2 separate regions of the Homo sapiens genome follow, and region 2 is linked to region 1. Evidence: read pairs that join two places in POLR2A ChIA-PET (ENCODE). Cell type or tissue: Panc1. All regions are shown on one strand. Each heading gives the region's core, and the rest is flanking DNA. Links, peaks and the distances in the headings are about the cores only.

Region 1 (5,378 bases), core at 186-5,185:
CCAGGATGGTCTCGCTCTCCTGACCTCGTGATCCGCCTGCCTCAGCCTCCCAAAGTGCTGGGATTACAGGCTTGAGCCACCATGCCCGGCCACACATACATTCTTAAAAGCATTTTAAAATTATAATTCAGTGAATTTGGAGTCTTCCCATTGTTTTCTTTTAATTTGTATATCTGAGTTTGCCCTCAACACCACACTATTTAATTATTGTTTTAGAATATGATAAATATAGTAGGGCTGTCCTTCTCATCTCTGTTTAACTTTTCTGTCTTCAGAATTTGAAGGGTATTTTTTCTTTATTTTCCCAAACAAACTTGTAAATCATTTTGACATTACTCTTTTTTTTTTTTTTTTTTTAATTTTTTTTTTTTTTTTGAGACGGTGTTTCGGTCTTGTTGCCCAGGCTGGAGTGCAATGGCGTGATCTTGGCTCACCGCATCCTCCACCTCCCGGGTTCAAGCTATTCTCCTGCCTTAGCCTCCCGAGTAGCTGGGATTACAGGCATGCGCTACCACACCCAGCTAATGACATGACTCTTAAGACATGCTAGTGTTCGTGCTGAATGCCCCATTAGGTTAAGATCATAGAAACGTGGCAGTTGGAGAGCTGTAAAGGTTGCTTAGTTTCTCATTTCCATTTCTGTTTAATTTCTAGATTTTGGATCATTGTTTGACTTGGAAAATGATCTTCCTGATGAGCTGATACCCAATGGAGGAGAATTAGGCCTTTTAAACAGTGGGAACCTTGTTCCAGATGCTGCTTCCAAACATAAACAACTGTCGGAGCTTCTACGAGGAGGCAGCGGCTCTAGTATCAACCCAGGAATAGGAAATGTGAGCGCCAGCAGCCCCGTGCAGCAGGGCCTGGGTGGCCAGGCTCAAGGGCAGCCGAACAGTGCTAACATGGCCAGCCTCAGTGCCATGGGCAAGAGCCCTCTGAGCCAGGGAGATTCTTCAGCCCCCAGCCTGCCTAAACAGGCAGCCAGCACCTCTGGGCCCACCCCCGCTGCCTCCCAAGCACTGAATCCGCAAGCACAAAAGCAAGTGGGGCTGGCGACTAGCAGCCCTGCCACGTCACAGACTGGACCTGGTATCTGCATGAATGCTAACTTTAACCAGACCCACCCAGGCCTCCTCAATAGTAACTCTGGCCATAGCTTAATTAATCAGGCTTCACAAGGGCAGGCGCAAGTCATGAATGGATCTCTTGGGGCTGCTGGCAGAGGAAGGGGAGCTGGAATGCCGTACCCTACTCCAGCCATGCAGGGCGCCTCGAGCAGCGTGCTGGCTGAGACCCTAACGCAGGTTTCCCCGCAAATGACTGGTCACGCGGGACTGAACACCGCACAGGCAGGAGGCATGGCCAAGGTAAGTGAACTGAAGCACTTTCAATACTTCCTACCTAACCGCGGGCTTTCCCTCCGAGTAATGCGTAAAATGGGACCACGTGGCCCACTCCTGTTTTTCCTCTTGGGCTCTCCACGTGCCACTCATGCTTGGAAGAGACAGATTTCTTTCTAGGATAAAGATCTCTGCCCCATTTCTGTCTTTAAAATGAGAATTCTTAAAGAAGTAGGACAGCTTGCAGGTCAGGCAGTTGGAAAGTACAGGGCCTAATGTGTCCGTGAACCTGGTAGAGGTTGCTTTCTGCCTGTGTACTGCCCACTGAGGAGGTGATCACTGGTCTGTATGCTCCTCTGTGGCCATCCAGTGAAGTATCTGTTGGCACAGTATCCATTTCACTGAATGAGAAAGCTGTGTTCCAGGGTTGTCAGCTCACTCCCTGCTATGTTAACAAGGAAGAGGTGGCAGAGCCGGGGAGAAGCACAGGCATTCGGGTCCCAGAGGAAACACCAGTGCAGTGGTTCTTCAAGTGGGGTCCCCTGGACCAGCAGCAGCAGCAGCATCCCCTAGAAGCTTGTTAGAAATGCAGACTTCTTTATTGACTCAGAAGCTCGGCGTGGGGCCTGGGCTTTAAGAAGCCTCCAGATGGGTGCTGGACACAGTGACTCACGCCTGTGATCCCAGCACTTTGGGAGGCCAAGGTGGGTGGATAGCTCAACTCTAGGAGTTTGAGACCAGCCTGGGCAATGTGGCGAAACCCTGTCTCTTGGAAAAAAAAAAAAAAAAAAAAAAAAAGCAGCAGCCTCCAGGTGGCTCCAAGGTCACGCACATCACACACACACACACACACACACACACACACACACACACACACACACACACACACACACACACACACACACACACACACACACACACACACACACACACACACACACACACGGCCAAGAGCTCTGCTAGGGAAAGGCCTGGACTGGGATTTGCAGCCACCAGCCTTGCAGCTGCCTTCTAGAGTAGGAACTGGACTTGGAGAAGGGGGAAGGCAGATGCCTGGATAGATGTGAGACAGCTGGAAAAGCCCAGGACTGACAGGAGCACAGAGAAGGAAGGGCAGCCTATTCCCACTGAAGTGACAAACACTGTGGATGCTCTGCGGCCAGAGGCTTCTCAACAGCAGCCACCAGGCACGTCTTCAGGCAGTGGAATTCAGCACATCCCAGAACAGAAAATCAGTTTGGGCTGTTCTTTGGATTTGTTTAGTCCCAAGTAGGGGTGAGGGAGAATAAGAGTAGAACACAGTTTCCCCAGAAGGTTGATGAGAGCGTTGGGTGACGGATGCAAAACCCTGTGAATGTCGGAAACGAGAGGATTTTTTTTTAACTTAAGAAATGAAGATGAAGTAATGCTCAATGTTTAAATTGCATTTGTCTTTTTTGAAATGTTAGTAGAGAGGAACGTGAACTTAAGTTTTACTTGTACCTGGCATTTTAAGAAGAGTCTGTATGAGTGTGTCAATTGAGAAGGAATTTCTCATGGGTTTATGGTTCCTGGAGAGATTGATCCTTGTTCCTTTTCCCAGTTCATTCATCACTCTACTCCTTACTTTTAAAACTCTGTCTATTCTGGAGAGTTTAAATCATATGAAGTCGACATAATAGTATAAAGCAATGATTCCCAAACTTTTTTTTAATCTCAAGACTCCTGAATAATCTTAACAATTACTGAGGACCCCAAAGAGATTTCTTTAACATGTGCAGTATACCTCTCAATATTTACTATATTAAATAGTAAAACAGAATATTGAAACACATTTCATCATCCGTCCAGTGCAGTGGAATCACACATCACAAAGTAACTAGAAAACTAGATCTACTGTGTTCTTGGGAGAGAATCAGAGGGAAAAGGCAAATCATATCTTAGGATTTTATGGAAATAGTTTTGACATCATGGTCCCCCTGAAAGGTCTGGGACCCTGGACTGCACTTCAAGAGCTTTTGATAACATGTATGTAGAAGTTAGACTTTGTACACCTAAACACAAAGCCATTATCACATGTTAACAGATTTAACAGTAACTTCATGTCAGCCAGTATCCACAGAATAGTCACGTTTCCAGTGGTCTCATATGTTGTAATTTTTTTTTTTTTTTTCTGAGATGGAGTTTCACTGTTGCCCAGTGTCTGGAGTGCAGTGGCACCATCTGGGCTCACTGCAACCTCCGCCTCCTGGGTTCAAGTGATTGTCCTGCCTCAGCCTCCTGAGTAGCTGGGATTACAGGCGCGTGCCACTGCTCCCGGCTAACTTTTTATATTTTTATTAGAGACGGAGTTTCACCATGTTGGCCAAGCTGGTCTCGAACTCCTGACCTCAAGCGAGCCACCTGCCTCTGCCTCCCAAAATGCTGGGATTACAGGCGTGAGCCACCACGCCCGGCCTATAAGTAGTTTTTATAGATTTTTACTCAAAATCTACATTTCAGTTAGTTGATATGCCTCTTAAGAATCTGTTCTCTGTTGGTCTGTGGGATCCTTACAATTTACTGAAGAAACATGTTTTGGTTGTTGTCTGCTATTTATCCTGGAGAGTGTCTTCCAGAAGTTGGACTTTGCTGATTACACCTGTAACACTTCATGCTTCTCTGTCCACCCAGGCTTTTCATTCCATCCTGGGGTTCCTTTATACAGAGTGGTCTTTCTTTCCAACAGCAACTCGTGGATGTCACTGGAAAGTGAGCCTCGTTAGCGTGCTGGGGACAGTTGTCTCTTGTTTCCTATAGGTATCTCAAAGCAGCCCACTAGAGGTGGATAGAGTGCATTTTTTTAAAGATGTGTCGTTGCCTTTGGGTGGAATGAAAGACCAAGTAGTGGTGGGCAGAAAGTAAGAGGGAGAGACAAGTCCATTTTAAACCATTCCCTCTCTAGAACCTTACGATAGCAGAGCCAACTAGATTTTAAGATGCACAGGGAAAAGGCGCTTTTTTTAAGATAATTTTGTTTTAAGAACGATTACACAGGAAGTATATCCTATGAAATAATTAAAATAGTAGGAAAAGAGCAACATCCTCCTTACAGATAAAGATTTAAAATACATAATGAAACCAGACTACATAAGCACCTTACTGTTTTACTTGGCAGTGTACCTTAGATGGCCTCTGTGACACTGCACAGAGATTTTTTTTTCTTACTGATAGCAAAGTATTCCATTATATGATACATCATAATTTATTGATCTCATCCTCTGAGGATGAACATTTGGATTGTTTCTGACTTTTTGCTAGTGCAGCAATGCCTGTACACATGTGTCATGGATTAGATTCTGAAAAGGAGAATTAATGGGTCACAGACTTGTTTAAAGTTTGTTTTTAGAAAGTAAACATGCACATGGTTTAACGACAAACAACCATAAAAATACTCTTAAGAGTAAGAACCAGAGAGTTAATTCTTAATTCTTGAATTTTGGTTCTCCCAAATTCTCACCAAAGGCAACTATTATTTCTTATCTGTCCTGCCAGTGATGATGTATGCGTATAGAGGCGTAGAGAGAGGGGTGTGGGTATGTGTGTGCTATCTCCCCAGACATAAAGAGTAGCATTACACAGCGTTTTCTTGTGAGTGTAGATGTTCCCCTCCCCACCCACCACTTAACAATACAAGTTGGAAATTCTTCCATGCTCCGCGTAGCTGTCAGTCATTCTTCATAGGTACAATAGGAATTCCTGATTTGGGTATATCGTAATTTAAGGACTTGTGCCATGTAGGCTGAGCATTTAGGTTATTCCCAGTATTTTGCTGTTTTCACAGTTTTGCTTTGAACACATTGTACATATATCTTTGTACAGCTGAGTGACCATATCTGCTAGATAATTTATTGGACATGCAATTTCTGAATTAAAAGATACTGAGATTTTAAATCAGCATAGATAATCTCAGATACTCTTCAGAAATATTGTGCAAATTACACCTTCATCAAGAGTGATTGAGCCTCTGTCCAAATCTTGACCAACACTGAATATTACCATCCTTTTACTTACTTGACA
Region 2 (5,378 bases), core at 96-5,095, 250 kb before region 1:
TCCTTTCGTAAGTGTGGGGTAGTGAAGGACAAGCTGAGGGCTAGTGCAGTTTGGTTTCCCTGCATCGGGACCTGCTCAGGCACTAGCAGTTTCACCCATGGCTTCTTCTGCACTGTCACTGCAAGTGTCAACACTGAAGAAGGCAAATGCTGTCTTAGTGTCATTGTGCAAATAGTTTAGACTCCACAGATGCCTTGCAAAGGCCTCAAGGACCTCTAGGGATCTGCGGATCACACTTTGAGTACTGCTTCGCTAGCTGGGCTGCAAGATGGGAAGACTGAGGGTTTTGTATGTGCCACCCAAACACGCATTCTCATGTGTGTGAAACAACGCCAATTGGAGTTGTCACACCCATTACATATTGCCTGTGGAAATAGCAAGTGACCTTAGTTCATACATTGACCTTTTCTTACAAAATCCTTAAAAATCTTTTGTGATTCTGGTAAATCTTTGTTGCTCATGTTCAAAGTGTGTGATAAAGACCATCAACTTCGAGCTGGCCATGGCTCGTGCCTGTAATACCAGCGCTTTGGGAGGCCGAGGTGGGTGGATCACCTGAGGTCAAGAGTTGGAGACCAGCCTGGCCAACACGGTGAAGCTCCGTCTCTCCTAAAAATACTATAATTAGCCAGGCGTGGTGGTGGGCACCTGTAATCCCAGCTACTCAGGAGGTTGAGGCAGGAGAATCACTTGAACCTGGGAGGCGGAGGCTGCAGTGAGCCGAGATGGCACCACTGCATTCCAGCCTGGGCGACAGAGCGAGACTCTGCCTCAAAAAACAAACACATGGCTGGGCGCAGTGAGTCACGCCTGTAATCCCAGTACTTTGGGAGGCCGAGGCGGGCGGATCACCTGAGGTCGGGAGTTCGAGACCAGCCTGACCAACATGGAGAAACCCCGTCTCTACTAAAAACACAAAATTAGCCAGGCATGGTGGCACATGCCTGTGGTCCCAGCTACTCGGGCGGCTGAGGTAGGAGAATTGCTTGAATCCAGGAGGCGGAGGTTGCGGTGAGCTGAGATCATGCCACTGCTCTCTAGCCTGGGCAACAAGAGCGAAACTCCATCTCAAAAACAAACAAACAAACAAAGAAACAACCATCAACTTTGTTTCTGTAAATTTTTTTTGGAAGGGCTCACCCTTGAATGGTTGGGTGCTTGGATTTTGATTTCTGATACATTCGGGCTTAATTCTCGGTTGTATGGTTTCCTAACTGTGGGACTTTGGGCAAGCTACCTAGGGGCGCTGCAATTTATAGGAATGATGGTGTCTCTGTCAGAGGGTCGTTGGGAGAATCAACTGGGATAATGCAAGAAAAGCACTTATTTGCATAGTGACTCGATGGTGGACAGCCATTCCATCAATAACTAACGCTCCCCGCTGGCTGAGTCACATTTCGTATTGCACTAAAGGGTGTTTCTTTCTTCCTGCGCTCAATCTGGCGCACATCTTGTGTCGTTCAGTACCGAAACCTAGAACACACTAGGGACTGTGATTGTGTCAGTTTCTCGTAATAAAAAGGGCAAGTGTCCAAAATACAAAATACTGATAGCTCGCCCTGGTTAAACTCTAGCTGCCGAACTTGGCAGCCTCTTTACTGAAAACCCTCGGGGGTTCAGCAGGCTCGTTCCTAGGCTGCTTCAGTTCCCCAGAGCCTGGAGGTTCTTAAGATGATGGGCCCCTCGATGGTTGAGGAATTATAAGCAGATCTTCAGCTGTGCAACTCCAGCTATTGGCCGTGGTTTGAACTAGAGTGGTTTTTTTCAACTGTACTGTATCCTACTGTAAACTCATTTGTTTATTCATTAAATATTGAATGGGTTCCTACCATTGGCAAGGCGAGGACTAGGTTCTGGAGATAGAGGGGTGGCCCCTGCCCTCTTGGGGCATGACGCCTAGAAAGGGAAGTAGACAGTGATCAAATAATCTGTACAGGCCAGGTGCAGTGGTCATGTCTATAATCCCAGCACTTTGGAAGGCCAAGGTAGGAGGATCGCTTGAGTCCAGGAGCTCGAGACCAGTCTGGGCAACATAGTGAGACCCTGTCTCTAAAAATAATAAATAATTAGCCGTGCATGGTGGCATGTGCCTGTATTCCAAGCTACTTGGCAGACTGAGATGGGAGGATCGTTTGAGCCCAGGTGGTCGAGGCTGCAGTGAGCTGTGATTGCACCACTGTACTCAGCCTGGGTGACAGAGCAAGACTCTGTCTCAAAAAAAAAAAAAAAAATCACCTGAACAAATATTGTACTAGACTTCCTGACTGTATTACAGATAGGGTTGAGATGATCTCTATTTTATAGATGAGAAGACTGAAGCACAGAGAGGTTAGGTAACTTGTGATGATCACACAGCCAGAAAGGGATACTAAATGGTGGAGCCAGTATTTAAACCCAAAGGCTGTATTAGAAAACACTAGTACCCATCTCACAGAATTGCTGCGAGGATTAAATGAGAAAATACAAGTTCTTAGAAAAGTTCTTGGCACATAATACCTGTCAGTAGAGAAGAGCTAGTGTTACTGAAAGTTGGAATAATTTTCTTAGCAGTGGCAGCAACAGCCAAAACAACGATACCTGTCTTTAGCTCTCTGCATTTACCCTGCTGTCATGTACCCTGCCCTCACGTATCCTGCTGTCTCAGCCACTGTGAAATCCTAGGATCCTGGGAGCCGTGTGTGTTTAGATGCTTTTATTTGCTTGGTTCTTTCCCTTTCTATACCATTTACAGACTGAGTTTGTTTTTTTCTTTTCTTTTTTTTTTTTTTTGAGACAAGAGTCTCACTCCTTTGCCCAGGTTGGAGTGCAGTGGCATAATCTCGGCTCACTGTAGCTTCCACCTGTATCAGACCATTCTAACACTGCTATAAAGTTGCTACCTGAGGCCAGGTGCATGGCTCACGCCTGTAATCCCAGCACTTTCGGAGGCTGAGGCGGGCGGATCACTTGAGCTCAGGAGTTCGAGACCAGCCTGTCCGACATGGCAAAACCCCGTGTCTACTAAAAATACAAAAAATTAGCCAGGCGTGGTGGCATACGCCTCTAATTTCAGCTACTTGGGAGGCTGAGGCAGGAGAATCGCTGGAACCTAGAAGGTGGAGGTTGCAGTGAGCCCAGATCGCGCCACTGTACTCCAGCCTGGGCAACAGAGTGAGACCCCATCTCAGAAACAAACAAACAAAAAAGATGCTACCTGAGACTGAGTAATTTATAAAGAAAGCAGGTTTAATTGGCACAGTTCTGCATGGCTGGGGAGGCGTCAGGAAACTTACAATCATGGCAGAAGATGAAGGAGAAACAAGGCGCATCTTAAATGGTGTCAGGAGAGAGAGAGAGTGAGAGAGAGAGCATGCGAAGGGGGAACTGCCACTTTTAAACCATCAGGTCTCGTGAGAACTCCCTCACTCTCACGAGAACAGCATGGGGGAAACCACCCCCATGATCTAGTCCCCTCCCACCAGGTCCCTCCCTCGACACATGGGGATTACAATTCAAGATGAGATTTGGGTGGGGACACAGAGCTAAACTATATCAACCTCCCAGGGTCAAGTGCTCCTCGTACCTCAGCCTCCCTGTGACTGCACATGTGCACCACCACGCCCAGCTGATTTTTTCAAATTTTTGAGAGAGACAGGGTCTTGCCATGTTGCCTAGGCTGGTCTCAAACTCCTGGGCTCAAGCCATCCTCCTGCCTTGGCCTCCCGAAGTGTTGGGATTACAGGCGTGAGCCAAGGCACCCAGCTGAGATGGTTTCTTAACGTCCTCCAAAGGTGATTTTTTTCAAGAATCAATATAAACTCTTGGATTTTAGCTTATTTGATGTATTTCATTCCATTACAGATACATGATTTTTGATGCTCAGATTGTCCCATTTGGGGCCCATGGGAGCCCCTTTAAGTTGGCTGCTGAGTCCTCTTCATGCAACCCCAGTGGTCTTTGATAACTTTCATACCCTTTTAGTAACCTTTTTAAAGAGTTGAGAAATTATAGGTATTAAAATCTCATTAATTCTGTTTGTCTGATATGTTTATTCAGAGAGACTGAGCTAAAGTTTACCCTCATCTTTTTTGAAAAGAAAATGAATAGTATATGCATGTTTCTATGAGGAAATAATGCCACCCAAGAAACGGTTTGTGCATCTTCGAGTTCCTTGGAAGCTTTAATTTGCATTCCTACAATTGAGAGCAATGTAGAATTTCTTTCTGTATCTTCCCACTAATGCCTGTTGAGGGGCAGGTGTCTGTGAATGTAGGTAAATCGTGATAAAAAAACAATAAAAAGGCCGGGCGTGGTGGTTCACGTCTGTAATCCCAGCACTTTGGGAAGCTGAGGCGGGTGGATCACTTGAGGTCAGGAGTTTGAGACCAGCCTGGCCAACATGGGGAAACCCTGTCTGTACTGGAAATACAAAAATTAGCCGGGTGTCGTGGCGCACACCTGTAATCCCAGCTACTCGGGAAACTGAGGCAGGAGAATTGTTTCAACCTGGGAGGCAGAGGTTGCAGTGAGCTGAGATCACACCACTGCACTCCAGCCTGGGTGACACGGTGAGAACTCTGTCTCCAAAAACAAAACAAAGCAAAACAAAACAAAACCAAAACAATAAAAAAAAATCCCAAACCAAAATGTAGATGACCTGTTTGCAGACTGAGGAGTCCTGCAGCAAACTCCATCCCCCAGGACAGCTGCGGAATGTTCTAGAAGGCCCAACTCTAGGAAATCCCTTAGTAGGAGCCTTGCTCTCAACAGTGCCTCCTGGAACGATGGGCCGGCCACTCTCTTTTCCATCTTGCATCATATGTATTTGACTTATTTTGTTTATAATCTGTTTCCACGCCACTGGAATGTATCTTAAGAGCAGGAATTTTCCATGTTTTACTTCCTGCTGTGTTCCTAGTGCTGGGAATATAGCCAGGCATATAATACATGCCTGATAATATTGGCTGAATGAATGAATGAATAAATGAATGAATATTACAGGCCAGACACAGTGGCTCATGCCTGTAATCCCAGCACTTTGGAAGGCCGAGGCGGGCGGATCACCTGAGGTCGGGAGTTTGAGACCAACCTGGCCAACATGGTGAAACCCCATCTCTACTAAAAATACAAAAATTAGCCGGGCTTGGTGGCGTGCACCTGTAGTCCCAGCTACTCGGGAAATTGAGACAGGAGAATCACTTGAACCCGGGAGGCAGAGGTTGCTGAGATTGCACCACTACATTCCAGCCTGGGTGACAGAGTGAGATTCTGTCTCAAAAAAAAAAACCAAAAACAAAAACAAAACAAAACAAAAAATCCCAAACCAAAACGTAGATGACATGTTTGCAGACTGAGGAGTCCTCCCCCAGCCCAGCAAACCCCATCCCTCAGGACCGCTG

Evidence for each region. Peaks named below come from ENCODE experiments on the same cell type or tissue, not always from the same donor. Only the 100,000 strongest peaks of a DNase experiment are listed, where the experiment ranks them.
Region 2: POLR2A ChIA-PET joins it to region 1 with 14 read pairs; 6 of 35 experiments call an interaction of 5 or more read pairs at or near these places.

The regions. Positions count from the first base shown.
Region 1 is chr16:3,846,286-3,851,663 of GRCh38, reverse strand. It overlaps CREBBP (CREB binding lysine acetyltransferase), which reads left to right. Exons shown (of 31, transcript NM_004380.3): 2 at 655-1,367. Among named protein-coding and RNA genes, the nearest start is that of CREBBP, 32 kb to the left of the region's middle. In Panc1, for the core only: no CTCF peak of the experiment used is centred there; no DNase peak of the experiment used is centred there.
Region 2 is chr16:4,098,135-4,103,512 of GRCh38, reverse strand. The region is part of intron 2 of ADCY9 (adenylate cyclase 9); the gene reads left to right. Among named protein-coding and RNA genes, the nearest start is that of ADCY9, 16 kb to the left of the region's middle. In Panc1, for the core only: no CTCF peak of the experiment used is centred there; no DNase peak of the experiment used is centred there; H3K27ac peaks cover 4,137 bases.